2 separate regions of the Homo sapiens genome follow, and region 1 is linked to region 2. A link is an interaction called in ENCODE POLR2A ChIA-PET data of the cell type or tissue named here. Cell type or tissue: Panc1. All regions are shown on one strand.

Evidence for each region. Peaks named below come from ENCODE experiments on the same cell type or tissue, not always from the same donor. Only the 100,000 strongest peaks of a DNase experiment are listed, where the experiment ranks them.
Region 1: POLR2A ChIA-PET joins it to region 2 with 9 read pairs; 2 of 35 experiments call an interaction of 5 or more read pairs at or near these places.

The regions. Positions count from the first base shown.
Region 1 is chr6:142,021,282-142,029,281 of GRCh38, forward strand. The region is part of intron 1 of LOC105378031 (a long non-coding RNA gene); the gene reads right to left. Among named protein-coding and RNA genes, the nearest start is that of GJE1, 110 kb to the right of the region's middle. In Panc1, no CTCF peak of the experiment used is centred here; no DNase peak of the experiment used is centred here; H3K4me3 peaks cover 1,962 bases; H3K27ac peaks cover 3,773 bases.
Region 2 is chr6:141,799,493-141,807,492 of GRCh38, forward strand. It overlaps LOC105378030 (a long non-coding RNA gene), which reads right to left and starts at 2,453. Exons shown (of 3, transcript XR_001744392.2): 1 at 1-2,453. In Panc1, no CTCF peak of the experiment used is centred here; no DNase peak of the experiment used is centred here.

The sequences.
Region 1 (8,000 bases), 220 kb after region 2:
CTTCAACACTATTTTGTTTTATTTTTCTTATTAGTATAAGAAGGCAGGAATGTCAGGCCTCTGAGCCCAAGCCAAGCCATCGCATCCCCTGTGACTTGCACGTATACGCCCAGATGGCCTGAAGTAACTGAAGAATCAGAAAAGAAGTGAATATGCCCTGCCCCACCTTAACTGATGACATTCCACCATAAAAGAAGTGTAAATGGCCGGTTCTTGCCTTAAGTGATGACATTACCTTGTGAAAGTCCTTTTCCTAGCTCATCCTGGCTCAGAAAACACCCCCACCGAGCACCTTGCGACCCCTACTCCTGCCCGCCAGAGAACAAACCCCCTTTGACTGTAATTTTCCTTTACCTACCCAAATCCTATAAAACGGCCCCACCCTTATCTCCCTTCGCTGACTCTCTTTTCGGACTCAGCCCGCCTGCACCCAGGTGAAATAAACAGCCATGTTGCTCACACAAAGCCTGTTTGGTGGTCTCTTCACACGGACGCGCATGAAACAGGGTGCAGTGGCTCATGCCTGTAATCCCAGCACTTTGAGAAGCCACGGTGGGTGGATTACTTGAGCCCAGGGGTTCAAGACCAGCTTGGGCAATATGGCAAAACCCTCTCTCCCTGTCTCTGCCTGGCTAAAAAATTAGCTAGGGATGGTGGCCTGTGCCTGTAGTTCCAGCTAATCAAAAGGCTGAACTGGGAGGATCACTTGTGCCTGAAAGGTCAACTCTGCAGTGAGCCGTGATCAGATCACTACACTCCAGCTCGGGCAACAGAGGGAGACACTGTCTTCAAAACAAAAACAAAAACAAACAAACAAACAAAAAGTGGGTCTTCCCATTAAAGATAAGCTCGAATGATCAAGCATCCCAATGAATGCTTCGATGATCAATGATCAAGATTAAGAATCCCAGGTGTCCAGAAAAAACGTGATCATTAATTCCAAGGGACTGGTGAAGAAAGAAAGAACTCTAGGTCAAGAGCCAGAGAGAGTGGTCAGGAAGCAAACGTGATCGACAATGATGAAATCCAATAAAGCAAGCTGTAGGAAGAGGAGCCTGAAATTATGACATAACAAGTGAATGGAACACAACCAAATTTTGATACCCAGTTCCTGCAGTTAGTTGAGGTGGAAGAACATGTCCAGAGTGGTTATAAATATCAAAATATTCATAGGGAGAGATTAGCATGAGGATAAGAAAATGCCTTTTACTAGTAGATAATAGCTCTATGGTTTGTACAAAGGAGAGATTCTCCTGTGACCAGAGGGAAAAGAGTAATCTCACTCCCTGGAAAAATTTAGATGAAAGCCAGGGCTAATCTTAAGAGCAAGCAAAATAGATTGCAATCTCTGCAGTGAGATATATTTTTCTACTTCTTCAATAGTTATAGTTTTATTCTATATTCTTCTTATTTTTTCACTTAATAATTAAATAGCTAGTGCATTTCACGTTTCTAAAAATTAAAAATGTAAAGAAAAGTTATGAATGGGAAGGAATTCCTGCCACTACTCTGCTCTGTTTGTTCAGCACACCTCCCCCAACCATCCTCACCAGGTAACCACTTTATTGTGTATCTTTCCAAATTTCCTTCAAGCATATAAAATAAAAAAGCATACATTATTTTCTATATTTGTCTACCATTTATACACCAGGTCAGCATGCCATGCACACTGTCCTGTGACTTACACTTTTTATTTAACAAAGTATTTGAATAATCTTTCCATAATATTACAGAAATTTGTTGTATTTTACAGTTGGACATCATTGCATTGTATTGAAAACTTATATTTCATAACTAGTACCCTTTTAGAGGACATTTAGGTTGTCCCTAAGCTTTTCCAACTACAAATAATTATCCAATTAATAACCTTGTTTAAGAATCACATTTGGATGTGCAAGTATATTACAGCAATAAAGTCCCAGAAGTCAATGAGTTTGTCAAATTCTATTTGTCTTTGTAATTTTGACAAGAATTAGCAAATTGCCATCCACAGAGATCGAACCAAGTTACACCCTCACCAGAAATGGATGAGAGAACCCATGTTCCCAGAGCCCAGCTCAAAATATCTCAGATTTTTTCCATTTTTTGCTCACGTGATAGATTAAAAATAGGCATTCAACAAGCTTTTTTAATAAGGTTGAGAATTTTCCCGTATGTTAAATATCCACTTTGCATTATTTTCTGTGAACTGTCTGTTCATATTATTTGTCCTTTTCTCTGCTGAGTTATTAGAAAGTTTGACATTCAAAAATTTTAACAATCTATTTGGCACGATTCCCAGCCAGTGGCAAAAGATGCCAGCCCAATTAGAAGAAGTGCCAGATGTAAACACCTGGCATGTCCAGAGCAACACATTCCAGTGGAAAATTAGACCTGATGGTTGGTCTTTCTCCAGGTGTTTTCAGCATAGAAGAGCTGAAAATACTGTTTCCAAATTAATCTTTTATATTTTGACTCTGCTTATGTTATTTTTTGAAAGGCAATTCACGTGTTTTTTAGATAATTAAATTTTCAAACCTCTTTTATGCCATCTGCATTTTCAATTAAAATTTTCCACTCCAAATATTTTTAGCAAATTCTTTTATTTTGAGTACATATGATTTCAAATTTTTACATGTAGTCTCTTAAGACATTTGGATGTCATCCTAGTAGACGTTGTGAGATATAAATCCATCATTATTTTTACCAGATAGTTATTATTTGTCCAGCTATCTCTATTGATTAACCCTTCTTCTTCCCTAATGAAAACAATCTTACCCATATGCTAAATTTCCTTAAGTATTATAACTTATTTCTGCACTTTCTATTCTATTTCATGGATCTCTATCACATTAATTTAATTAGTAAGTCTTTATAATATGTTTTAAATCTTATATGTCTTATTCTATCCTCATTGCTCTTCTTTTACAAAGTTTTTCTATTTATTCTTGTTTATTTTCTTACATTAGATTTAGAGTCAGTTGGTATAGTTTCTTTCTTCAAAAAAGATGTAGGTGTCATTTTCATATACTTCTCATGAAAACAAAAAAAATTAGAGGCGAACTTAGTAATATCTAGCAAAATTGCATGTGCATTTTACCTTTTGAACATGTCATTCTAATTCTAGAGACCTAGACCAGATATTTATTAGCAAAAACATAAAAAGACATATGCACAAAACAATTCATTGCAGCACTATTTATAATAGCAAAAAGCTGGAAAGCCTAAACTACTGTCAATAGGAGGCCAGTTGAATAAAATATGTCTACCTACACAATGGAGTAAAGAGTAGCTGTTTGTATTGAGGATTATCTCTCTATACTATTATGGAGTGATCTGAGTTAAGTGGTATCTAATGAGTTTTTAAATTTTCCTCTGTTTCTCTGAGCTTTTACCTATTGTCACTTGTTTTTAGTGCATTTTGTTTTTTATCAGTGGATTAAATAGTGATTAATCCCATTTTTTCTCAAAACAAACAGCTTTCATATTTATTTTACATTTTTTCTGTATTTGAATGCATTTTGGGGTTATTTTATAATCTCTAGATTCGGATGCTTCATAACTTTATTTAAATTTTCTTTATTGTTATATAACTATTTAAGTCTGTGCATTTCTTTTTAGCACTCCTTCAGTGAATTCCATAGTTATTCAATGTAATGTTTTTATTGTTTTCTAGGAATTCTACAATTCCAGGTTGCATTGTATATTAATTCTAGAGAAGTTTAAAAGTTATTGCTTTGTTTGTTTCTTTTAATTTCCAGACAGAAGTACCTTTTTATTTTCTGGTTTTGTTATATTTTCTATTTTTACCACATTTCAATCAGATAAATTTTCTATACTATTTACATTTTATGGAATTTCTTGAGGTTGCTTCATGAGCTTTTAAATGGTTAATTTTCATAAATGCAACAAGGACACTTAAAAAAATCCATTATTCTTATTTTTCAGGGATCAAAGTTTGGTACATACCAATCAAAGGAACTTTTAAAATTATGTTATTTATTTCATCATAGCCTTAAATTTTGTCCAGTTTGATCTGTCATAGACTAAGAAAGGTAAATTCATTCGCTTGCAGTAAGTGGATATTTTCTCCTTTCGTCTTCTATATTTTCTCAGCTACTTCTGTATATCTCCATTTTAAATTCCTCATATTAGCATTACAAAGGGCCTTCTCTTCTTCTTTGAATAATTGATGGACTAAATTGCATTTTGTTTAATATCTTAAAGTCAAGATCTCCACATTATTTTTATTTGCATTTGGCCTGGAAATACATTTGCCCATTTCTCTCCCAGATTTTCTAGATTGTCTTGCTCACTGATGTGATTTTTAACCTAGAGTTAGTTTCGTTTATGGTGTAATATGAAAATCCATTTCTTTTAATGGATGGATAAGTCCATTAATATTTACTGTTTGTAAGAATAACATACCCAGGAATACAGGTAACTAGGCAGGCAAAAGACCTCTACAATGAGAACTACAAAACACTGCTCAAAGAAATCAGAGGTGACACAAACAAACAGAAAAACATTCCATGCTCATGGATAGAAAGAATCAATATTGTTAAAGTGGCCATATTGTTCAAAGCAATTTATAGATTCAATGCTATTCCTATGAAACTACCAATGACATTTTTCACAGAACTAGAAAAAAAAATTTTTTTTAATTCATATGGAACAAAAAAGGAGCCCAAACAGCCAAGGCAATCCTAAGCAAAAAGAACAAAGCTGGAGGCATCATGCTACCCAACTTTAAACTGTACTACAGTGCTACGTTAACTAAAATAGCATGCTACTGGTACAAAAACAGGCACATAGACCAATGGAACAGAATACAGAGCCCAGAAATAAGGCTGCAAATCTACAGCCATCTGATCTTCAACAAAGCGGACAAAAACAAGCAACAGGAAAAGGACTCCTGATTTAATAAATGGTGCTACGATAACTTCTTAGCCATATGCAGAAGATTGAAAATGGACCCCTTCCTTATGTTACAAGAAAGAGGTCCCAATCCAGAGCCCACGGGAGGGTTCTTGGATCTGGCGCAAGAAAGATTTCAGGGCGAGTCCACAGTGCAAAGGAAAAGCAAGTTTATTAAGAAAGTAAAGCGGTGAAAGAACAGCTACTCCGTAGAAAGAGTAGGGTGTTCCTGAAAGTAAGAGGAGAAATGCGTCCACCCAAAGTACACTACTCGTATATGTAGGATAAAAAAAAAGATCATGGGGAGATGTGCTGTGATACAAGCCTTTGTGATAAAGGATTAATTTTCTTAATACTATATTTTGCAAGAATTAGTATTATTATCTTTAAAGCAAAATCAGGAATGCCTTTGTTCTTAAGATATTGAGGTATTAGGACACTCCTAAGTCTGGATCTGTTTAGCAAACATTATCCATCTGCTCCCTTAACCATAAACACCTAGAGGCTAGGAATACCTAACTTCTGGAATGTAGCCTAGCAAGTCCCAGCCTCATTTTCCTGGCCCTCACTCAAGATGGAGTCATTCTGGTTTCAATGCCTCTAACACTTACACCCTATCCAAAAATCAACTGAAGATGAATGAAAGACTTAAATGTAAAACCCAAAGCTATAAAGTCCCTGGAAGCCAGTCTAGACAGTACCACTCTAGACATAGGACCTGTCAAAGATTTCAAGTTGAAAACACCAAAAGCAATTGTAACAGAAGCAAAAATTGACAAATGGGATCTAATTAAACTAAAGAGCTTCTGCACCGTAAAATAAATTATCACATAGTAAACAGAGACAACCCACAGAATGGGAGAAAATTTCTGCAAACTGTGCATCTGACAATAGTCTAATATCCAGCATCTATAAGGAACTTAAATGTATAAGAAAAAAAACAACTAAGAAAAAAACAAACAACCCCCATATGGTTTGGCTGTGTCCCCACCCAAATCTCATATTGAATTCCCACGTGTTGTGGGAGAGACCTAGTGGGAGGTAATTGAATCATGGGGGCAGGTCTTTCCCGTGCTGTTCTCAAGCTGTTCTCATGATAGTGAATGAGTCTCATGAGACTCATATTTTAAAAAGGGAGAGTCCCCCTGCACAAGCTCTCTTCTCTTGTCTGTTGCCATGTGAGATGTGCCTTTCACCGTCTGCCATGATTGTGAGACCTCTCCAGTCACATGAAACCCTAAGTCCAATAAACCTTTCTTTTGTAAATTGCCCAGTCTCAGGTATGTCTTTATAGCAGCATGAAAATGAACTAATACAAACCCCATTAAAAAATGGTAAAAGGACATGAACTTTCCAAAAGAAGACATGTATGTGGCCAAGAAGCATACGAAAAAGAGCTCAACATCACTGATCATTAGAGAAATACAGATCAAAACCACAATGAGATACCATCTCATACCAGTCAGAATGGCTATTACTAAAAAGTCAAAAAATAACAGATGCTGGCAAGGTTGTGGAGATAAGGGGATACTTATATCCTGCTAGTGGGAGTGTAAATTAGTTCAACCACTGTGGAAAGCAGTGTGGTAATTCCTCAAAGAATTAAAAAGGGAACTACTATTTGACCCAGCAATCCCATTACTAGGTATATACCCAAAGGAATATAAATTGTTCTACCATAAAGATACATGAATGTGTATGTTCATTACAGCACTATTCACAATAGAAAAGACATGGAATCAACCTAAATGACCATCAGTGCTAGACTGGATAAAGAAAATGTGGTACATATACACAATGGAATACTATGCAGCCATAAAAATGAATGAGGTCATGTGCCTTGCAGGGACGTGAATGGAGCTGGAAACCATTATCCTTAGCAAACTAATGCATGAACAGAAAACCAGCTACTTCATGTTCTCACTTATAAGTGGGTGCTAAAGGATGAGAACACACGGACACATAGAGGGAAACAACAGAAACTGGGGCCTGAGGGTGAAGGGTGGGAGGAGGAAAACGATCAGGAAAAATATCTAATGGGTACTAGGCTTAACACCTGGGTGACAAAATAATCTGTACAACAAGCCCATGACATGAGTTTACCTATGTAAGAAACCTGTACATGTACCCCTGTACTTAAATAAATATGTGTGTGTGTGTGTGTGTATGTGCACGCATGTGTGTGTGTAATAGTTGAAATAAGTTATTTGGGCTTTTTAAATAATTTCAACTATTATTTTAAATTTGGGGGTGCATATGCAGGTTTGTTACATGTGTGTATTGCATGATGCTGAGTTTTAGGGTAGAAATGATCCCATCACCCAAGTAGTGAGCATAATACTTAGGTCATTTTTTAGCCTTTGCCACCCTCCCTCTCTACCCCTGCTAATTGTCCCCAGTGCCTATTGTTTCCATCTTTAGCTCCATGTTTGCCCAATGCTTAGCTCCCACTTGTAAGTAAGAACATGTGGTATTTGGTTCTCTGTTCTTGCATTACTTTGCATAGAATAATGGACTCCAGCTGCATTCATGTCGCAACAAAGGACATGGTTTCACTCTTTTTTATGGCTGTGTAGTATTCCATGGTGTATATATACATTTTCTTTATCCAGTGCATCATTGATGGGCACCTAGGTTGATTCCATGTCTTTGCTATTGTTAACAGTGTTGTGATGAACACAGACGTGCAGGGGTCTTTTTGGTAGAACGATTAATTTTCCTTTGGATATATATTCAGTAATGGGATTCCTAGGTCAAATGCTCATCCTGTTTTAAGTTCTTTGAGAAATCTCCAAACTGCTTTAACATAGTGGCTGAACAAATTTACATTCCTTCCAAGAGTGTATAAGTGTTCCCTTTCTCCACAGCCTCACCACCATGTTACTTTTTGACATTTTAATAATGTCGATTCTGACTGATGTGACATTAATATTTGTTGACATGCAGATGCCAATAAACATTGCCCTGCCAGAAATATCTATCTGTTGCACCACTTGGGTGTGTGCTTTTAGGGGGATTTCCTCTCAAGTTTCAGCTATTAGCTCTTCACCATGTATTTTTCTTTTCTGAGTATCTCTGCCGTACTCTGTACATAGTTCTCCCTG
Region 2 (8,000 bases):
AAGAAACTGAATCACGGGAGTGGGTCTTTACTGTGCTATTCTCATGATAGCGAAAAAGTCTCATCAGATCTGATGGTTTTATAAAGGGGAGTTTCCCTCCACAAGATCTCTTCTCTTGTCTGCCACCATGTGAGACGTGCCTTTCACCTTCTGCCATGATTGTGAGACCTCCCCAGCCACGTGGAACTGAGAGTCCATTAAACCTCTTTCTTTTGTAAATTGCCCAGTCTCAGGCATGTCTTTATCAGCAGTGTGAAAACGAACTAATGCAGTAAATTGGTACCAGTAGAGTGGGGTGCTGCTGAAAAGACACATGAAAATGTGGAAGCAACTTTGGAATGGGGTAACAGATAGAACTTGGAAGAGTTTGGAGGGCTCAGAAGAAGACAGGAAAATGTGGGAAGATTTGGAACTCCCTAGACTCATTAATGGATTTGACAAAAATGCTGATAATTATATGGACAATGAAATCCAGGCTCAGGTGGTCTCAGATGGAGATGAGGAACTTGTTGGGAACTTAATCAAAGATACTGTTGTTATGTTTTAGCAAAGAGACTAGCAGCATTTTGCCCCTGCCCTAGAGATTTGTGGAACTTTGAGCTTAACAGAGATGATTTATGGTATCTGGCAGAAGAAATTTCTAAGCAGCAAAGCATTCAAGATGTGACCTGGATGCTATTAAGGGCATTCAGTTTTAAAAGGGAAACAGCATAAAAGTTTTAAAATTTGCAGCCTGACAATGGAACCTCAGCCTATATTTCAGAAGATGTATGGAAATACCTGGATGCCCAGGCAGAAGTTTGCTGCAGGGGCAGGGCCCTCATGGAGAACCTCTGCTAGGGCAGTGCAGAAGGGAGATGTGGGGTCAGAGTCCACATACAGATTCTCTTCTGGGGCACTGCCTAGTATGAACTGTGAGAAGAGGACCACCATACTCCTGACCCCGGAATGGTAGATCCACCGCCAGCTTGCCACGTGTGCCTGGAAAAGCTGCAGACACTCAACACCAGCTTGTGAAGGCAGCCAGGAGGGGGGTTATAACCTGCAAAGCCACAGGGGCAGAGCTGCCTAAGGTCGTGTAAGTCCACCTCTTGTATCAGTGTGACTTGGATACGAGACATGGAGTCAAATGAGATCATTTTGGGAGTTTTAAGATTTGACTGCACAGATTTTGGAATTGCATGGGGCCTGTAGCCCCTTTGTTTTGGCCAATTTTTCCAATTTAGAATGGTTATATTTACCCAATGCCTGTACACCCATTGTATCTAGGAAGTAACTAACCTGCTTTTGATTTTGCAGGCTCATAGGCGGAAGGGACTTGCCTTATCTCAGATGAGACTCTGGACTGCAGACTTTTGAGTTAATGGTGAACTGAGTAAAGATTTCAGGGGACTGTTAGGAAGGCATGATTGGTTTTGAAATGTGAGAACATGTGATTTAGGAAGGGCCAGGGGTGGAATGATATGGTTTGGCTGTGTCCCCCCACAAATTTCATCTGAATTTCTATGTGTTGTGGGAGGGACCCAGTGGGAGGTCATTGAATCATGGGCGTGGGTGTTTCCCATGCTGTTCTCATGATAGTGAATGAGTCTCATGAAATCTGATGGTTTCATAAGGGGGAGTTTTCCTGCATAAGCTCTCTTTTTGCCTGCTGACATCCATGTAAGATGTGACTTGCTCCTTCTTGCCTTCTGCCATGATTGTGAGGCCTCCCCAACCAATGTGAAAGTGTAAGTCCACTAAACCTCTTTCTTCTGTAAATTTCCCAGTCTCAGGTATGTCTTTATCAGCAGCATGAAAACAGACCAATGAAACCATCTGCATGCAAAAATTAATAAATCTAGGTACAGGTCTTTTATCTTTCACAAAAATTAACTCAAAATGAATTATTTACCTAAATGTGAAGTGCAAAACTGTAAATCTCCTAGAATATAATATAGAGGATAAACAAAAATCTAGTTGACCTTTGGTATAAAACGTTTTTTCCACACAGAAATCACCATATGAGTGTTTATTACAGCTTTATTCATAACTGCCAAAACTTGGAAGTAATCAAGATGTTCCTCAGTAGTGGAATGGATTTCTAAAAACTTGTGGTACATCCAGACAATAGAAGATTATTCAGTATTAAAAAGATACGAGCAGCTGGGCGTGGTGGCTCACGCCTGTAATCCCAGCACTTTGGCACTTTGGGAGGCCAAGGAGGGCGGATCACCTGAGGTCAAGAGTTCGAGATCAGCCTGGCCAACATGATAAAACCCCATCTCTACTAAAAATACAAACATTAGCCGGGCGTTGTGGCAGGCACCTGTAATCCCAGCTACTCAGGAGGCTGAGGCAGGAGAATCACTTGAACCCAGGAGGCGGAGGTTGCAGTGAGCCGAGATTGTGCCATTGCACTTCAGCCTGGGGACAAGAGCGAGACTTCGTCTCAAAAAAAAAAAAAAAAAAAAGATACGAACAATCAAGCCATGAAAAGACATGAGGGAAACTTGAATAAATATTACTAAGTGAAAGAAGCTGATCTGAAAAGATGACATACTGCATAATTCCAACTATATGACATTCTAGAAAAGGCAAAACTATAGAGATAATTTAAAAAGCAATGATTTCCAGCAGTTAGAGGGAAGGGGAAGATAAGTGAGTGGAGCACAGGATTTGGGGGCAGTGAAAGTATTCTGTATGATATTGTAATGATATATACATGTCATTATACATTTGTCAAAACATGTAGAATGTACATCAAGCATGAAACTTAATATGAACTATGGACTTCAGATAATTAAGATTTGTCAATGTCAGTTCATCAGTTGTAAAAAAATGTACCACTGTGATGTGAGATGTTGGTAGTAGGGGAAGCTTGCATATATGGGTACAGCGGGTATATAGAGAATCTGTGTACCTTCTAATCAATTACTCTGTGACCATACAGCTGCTTTGAAAGTAAAGTCTGTCTTTAAAAATAAGATTTAAATTGGCTAACTCTTCACAGTAAAGAGAACAGGAAAGAAAAAAGCAGCAACACAATTCTGAAAACTGAAAAATAGAGAGACAGTGGCTATTGATGTAGCTGACTAGAGAAAGTGGATTTCATTCAAGTAGCAGCAAGAACAAAAATAGAGTTTGGCAAACTCACAATATGATTAAAATAATTTACTTTTCACCAGAGGGTTTGGAAGATAAATTTGAGAACAACTACTCATGGGCAAAACTAAAACAAAAGAGATAAGATAAAATACAAAATAATACTAGTCTATGAGGTAGAATACTTTAAAAGACAACTTCAAAGAAGAGAGGAAAAGGAACTGGGTCAATTTGTGAATAAAATTTCAAAGACTAATATCCTAAATTGAAGGACATTTTCTTTTTATATTTTTTATTTTTATGGGTACATAATAGCTGTATATAGTTCTGGGGTACATGAGATGTTTTGACATAAGCATGCAACGTGAAATAGGTACATCGTTAGAATGGGATATCCATCCCCCTTAAGCATTTATGTATTGAGTTTCAAGCAATTCAATTACACTCTTTAAGTTATGTTAAAATGTACAGTTATTATTGACTATACTCACCCTTTTGTGCTATCAAATGGTAGAACTTATTCATTCATCTATTTTTAACCTATTAATAATCCTTCTCCCAGGCCCCATTACTCTTCCCAGCCTCTGATAACCATCCTTCTACTCTCTATATCCATGAGTTCAATTATTTTGATTTTTAGAACCCATAAATAATTCATGTGTTAGAATTCTGAATTCCTTGTCTGTGTTATCTTGAATTTATTTGTGTTTCTTCAACCAGCTATTTTGAGTTCTCTGTCTGAAAGTTCACATATCTCTGTTTTTCCAGGATTGGTCCGTGGTGCCTTATTGAGTTCATTTGGTTAGGTCCTGTTTTCCTGGATGGTGTTGATACTTGTAGATGTTCTTTAGTATCTGTGCGTTGAAGAGTTAGGTATTTATTACAGTCTTCCCTTTCTGGGTTTATTTGTACCTGTCCTTTTTGGAAAGGCTTTTCAGATATTTGCAAAGACTTGGTATTGAGATCTAAGCTGTTTTTATTTAAGGGACACCCCAAGCCCAGTAATGCTGTGATTTTTGCAGACTCATAGAGGTCTTGCCTTGAGGGTCTTGGACATGATCTGAGAGAATTCTCTAGATTACCAGGCAGAAACTCTTGTTCTCTTCCCTTCCTTTTTCAAAATATATATAGTCTCTCTCTCTCACTTTCTCTGTTCTGAGCCTCCTAAAGGTTGGGGTGGAGAGACACAAGCACCCCTGTGGCCACCATCACCACTACAATTGTGCCGGGTCAGACCTACAGTCAGTACAACACTAAGTTCCCACCAAGGCCTGCTGTAACCACTCCCTGGCTACTACTTATGTTTGCTCAAGGCCCTGTGGCTCTACAATCAACCAGTCTCAAAGCCAGTCAGGTCTGTGTCCTTCTCTTCAGGGTGGTGAGGTCCCCCAGGCCCCAGGTTCGTACTGAGGTACCATCCAGGAGTCAAAGCCTTGAGTAAAAAGTCAAAGAACTCTAACTGCTGTTCTATTTTCCTGTAGCTAAGCTGGCATTGAAACCACAAGCCACAGTCCTTCCCACACTTTCTTCCCCTTTCCAAAGGCAGAGGAGCTACTAGAGTTATTTTGGGTAAAAAAACTAATACATGGCCCATTACGTTATCGCCTATTGAACTGATGAAGACGTCATCCAAATAATCCAGCTACCACGGGTTTTTAATTAATGGAGTCTCACATCCTATATCTGCTTTTTAATTTTAGATCTCGTAGAAATTACTAAACTTATAAAGTCATTTCAAAATTCCAGACAGCCACTGCCCGGAATTTAAACCAGCACTTTACTTGTCAGGTGTCGTGCAGGTCATTGGAAATGAAAGAATACATCAGGAAAAAAAAATATATATATATATACCTTAAAAGATACAGTATTAAAATATACAGTAGTCCACCCTTATCTGTAGGGGATGTGTTCCAAGACTCCCAGTTGATGTCTGAAACCGCAGATAGTACTGAGTCCTATATATACTACATTTTTGCCTATATATACTACATTTTTGCCTATATATACACACATATGAATAATTTTCATTATAAATTAGGCACAGTAAGAGATTAAAAATAATAACATAGAATAATTATGACAATATGCTGTTCATAATTTCACACAGAAGGTTTGTTCTTACCTTAGATCTTAGAAACGTCAGCATATGTGGTTTTTTCTCTCCTTAAGTCAGAAACTTTCACCATTTTACTTAAAGGAAGCACTGTACAGCTTCTCTTTGGCACATCCGAATTGCCAGCATCACTATTCTTTCACTTAAGACAATTATTAAGTAAAAGAGAGTGACTTGAACACAGGCACTTCATTCCCGAGACAGTCAATCTGATAACTAAGATGGCTACAGAGTAACTAGCAGGTGGGCAGGATATACAGAATAGCTCCTCCAGACAAGGGGATAATTCACATCCTGGTGGGATGAAGCAGGACAGCTAGAGATTTCATCACACTACTCAAAACAGCATACAATTTAAAACTTGTTGTTTATTTCTGGAATTTCCCACTTTAACATTTTTGGTCAGAGAGTAACCAAAACTGCAGAAAGCAAAACCACAGATGGAGGACTACTGTAGAAACAACTGAACTTATCACTTACAGGAGCAATTTTAAATATTTATCACTAATTTCTACATCCATATATTAATCTTACAAAGTAATTTTTTAACCTAAAAAAAGATCTGTGAAAAGAATAATTTTAATGCAACATTTTATTGCAGACGCAGGCTTTAAATGTTCCAATGACAGAAAACAGGTGTCCAACAACTACTTTAGATTTAGTTACATATTTTACAGTAATCATGGATGATCTGGATAACCTAAACAAGAGAGAAAGCAAGATGTTGAAAGGTATGGAAATATTCTCTTTTAAAAAGTTGAAGAAATGGTTTGTGTTTGGCTTTAAGAGGAAGTAAGTCTAGGGAGACTCCTGAGTGATGTACTGAAATGGCTCACAAGTTCCCATGAAAATAAATGAAGAGACAGAATGTACATTATCTGGAAAGTTGAACTTAGTCAAATGGTGACAGAAGCAGAATTTGTGTAGTTTTACAATTCTGCAAAATTTTTTCACATAATAGACAAGAAAAGTCAAAAGCAGTGGTTCTCAGCCAAGGTTGATTTTGTGTCCCATGTAACACTGTTAAGTCTGGAGACATGTTCTCACAATTCTGGATGGGAGAAGAGAGCATTACTGGCACCTAGCATGTAGATGCTCCAGATGCTAGTAAATATCCAACAACGTATACAGCCAACAGCCCAAAACAATTATCCAGCCCCAAAAGACCGCAGCACCACGATTGAAAAACTTCTTGTAAATTATGGAAATGTACTGAAGGAGACCAGATGCCCAACAGGTTCTGAGGTTTTTTCAGTCTCATTAATCTAGCAGAAACTTAGCAGCTCCTTCAGTATCATTACAGGATTCTTCTCTGTGTCCTTGTATTCAAGAAATTTACACTCTACACCCTTAAGTACAGATAATTGTATGAAAAAGATAAATAGCAGCATAAAATAAAAAAAGAATAAAAGTTTAAAATAGAAAGGTGCCCTAAGACTTCAAAGAAAAAGATGGAATGTAAACATATGAATTAAGTGTACTCATTCTGGGTGCTCTGTGAATTCCAATCCCAATTTTAACAGTTTCTAGTTATGAAGCTAAAGGTCAAATCCTTGCCTTCCAGAAACCTCCACACCCTCATCTGTAAAATGGAAACCTTTTAGGTTAGATGTGAGAATTCAGTAAATTATTATTTTGAAAATGCTTGTAAAAATGCCTGGCACATCATGTCAGAAGTAAATATTGCTATGATGATACCAATATCATATGATATGGATATGGATATAGATATGGATATGGATATGGATATGGATACCAAGCATCCAGACATATTTTTATGGAGAAGATGAGATTTGATCTGGAATTACAGAGGAAGACTTTAGATAGGTGAAAAAGAAAAAGAAATGGCATTTTATGTAAGGAGAGCATCATGCTATGCTGAATGAAATGAACAGGCTTCCCCTCCCCTGTCTCTTTTAAAGTGCATTCCTGGCAGCTTCTCCCTCTTTCCGTTCTCCCCAGAACCTCCTCGGTAGTCATTTTCAATCTGAACCAAGGTGCTACATAAGGTGGCTTCATTAAATAGGATAGGACTAAAATAAGACAAAAACTATCTTTCTATACTCTCAAATATTTTTTCTGCATTTCACAGGTCAATTTACTTATTTAAAAAAACTGTTTTTTCATGTTTTTCATCAATTTTTTAAATTGACTCACATGTCAATTATACATTTCACAAGCATTAAGGAAGAAGAACTAAGCTATATAAAAGGCATCCTATTTTCCATATGCATTAAACGTCTATAACAGAAACAAAAAATTGGTGCATGGTTTCCAATGTTATGGTAAGCTGCATGACGTCCCTGGTGTGGGTTTCAATCTATTTTGGAAGGGGAATAAGTCATACGTTAAACTGAAATCCAAAATAAAGCTGTGTCTCATTCAAACATCACATAAACATCATAATACATTTTCATCTGGGAAAAAGAAAAAATTTCTAAACATATCCTAAATTGAGGCAGCATCATAAATAACAAAATGAAGCCACTGCATTCACCTACATGCAGGTAATTTTTAAAATAATCTAGTCACAATAACATGTATTGTTTTCCTAGAAAATAAATAAGACTGGAGAACATAAGCAATTTCCTCCAAGGTCATTCAGCATATTTTTAAGGGTAGAATCAGAAATGCAATAAGCTTACAACAAGATTTTTAAACTTGTTGGTTCTAGAAAGCATAAAGATTGCTTTTGGGGTCAGAGACTATAGCCCCTGGTGTAAAACGATAACATAGGTAAATCAATGCCTGTCACAGGCCATACTCTATTTTTTGGAATTAATGCTTCCAAAAATTCACAATC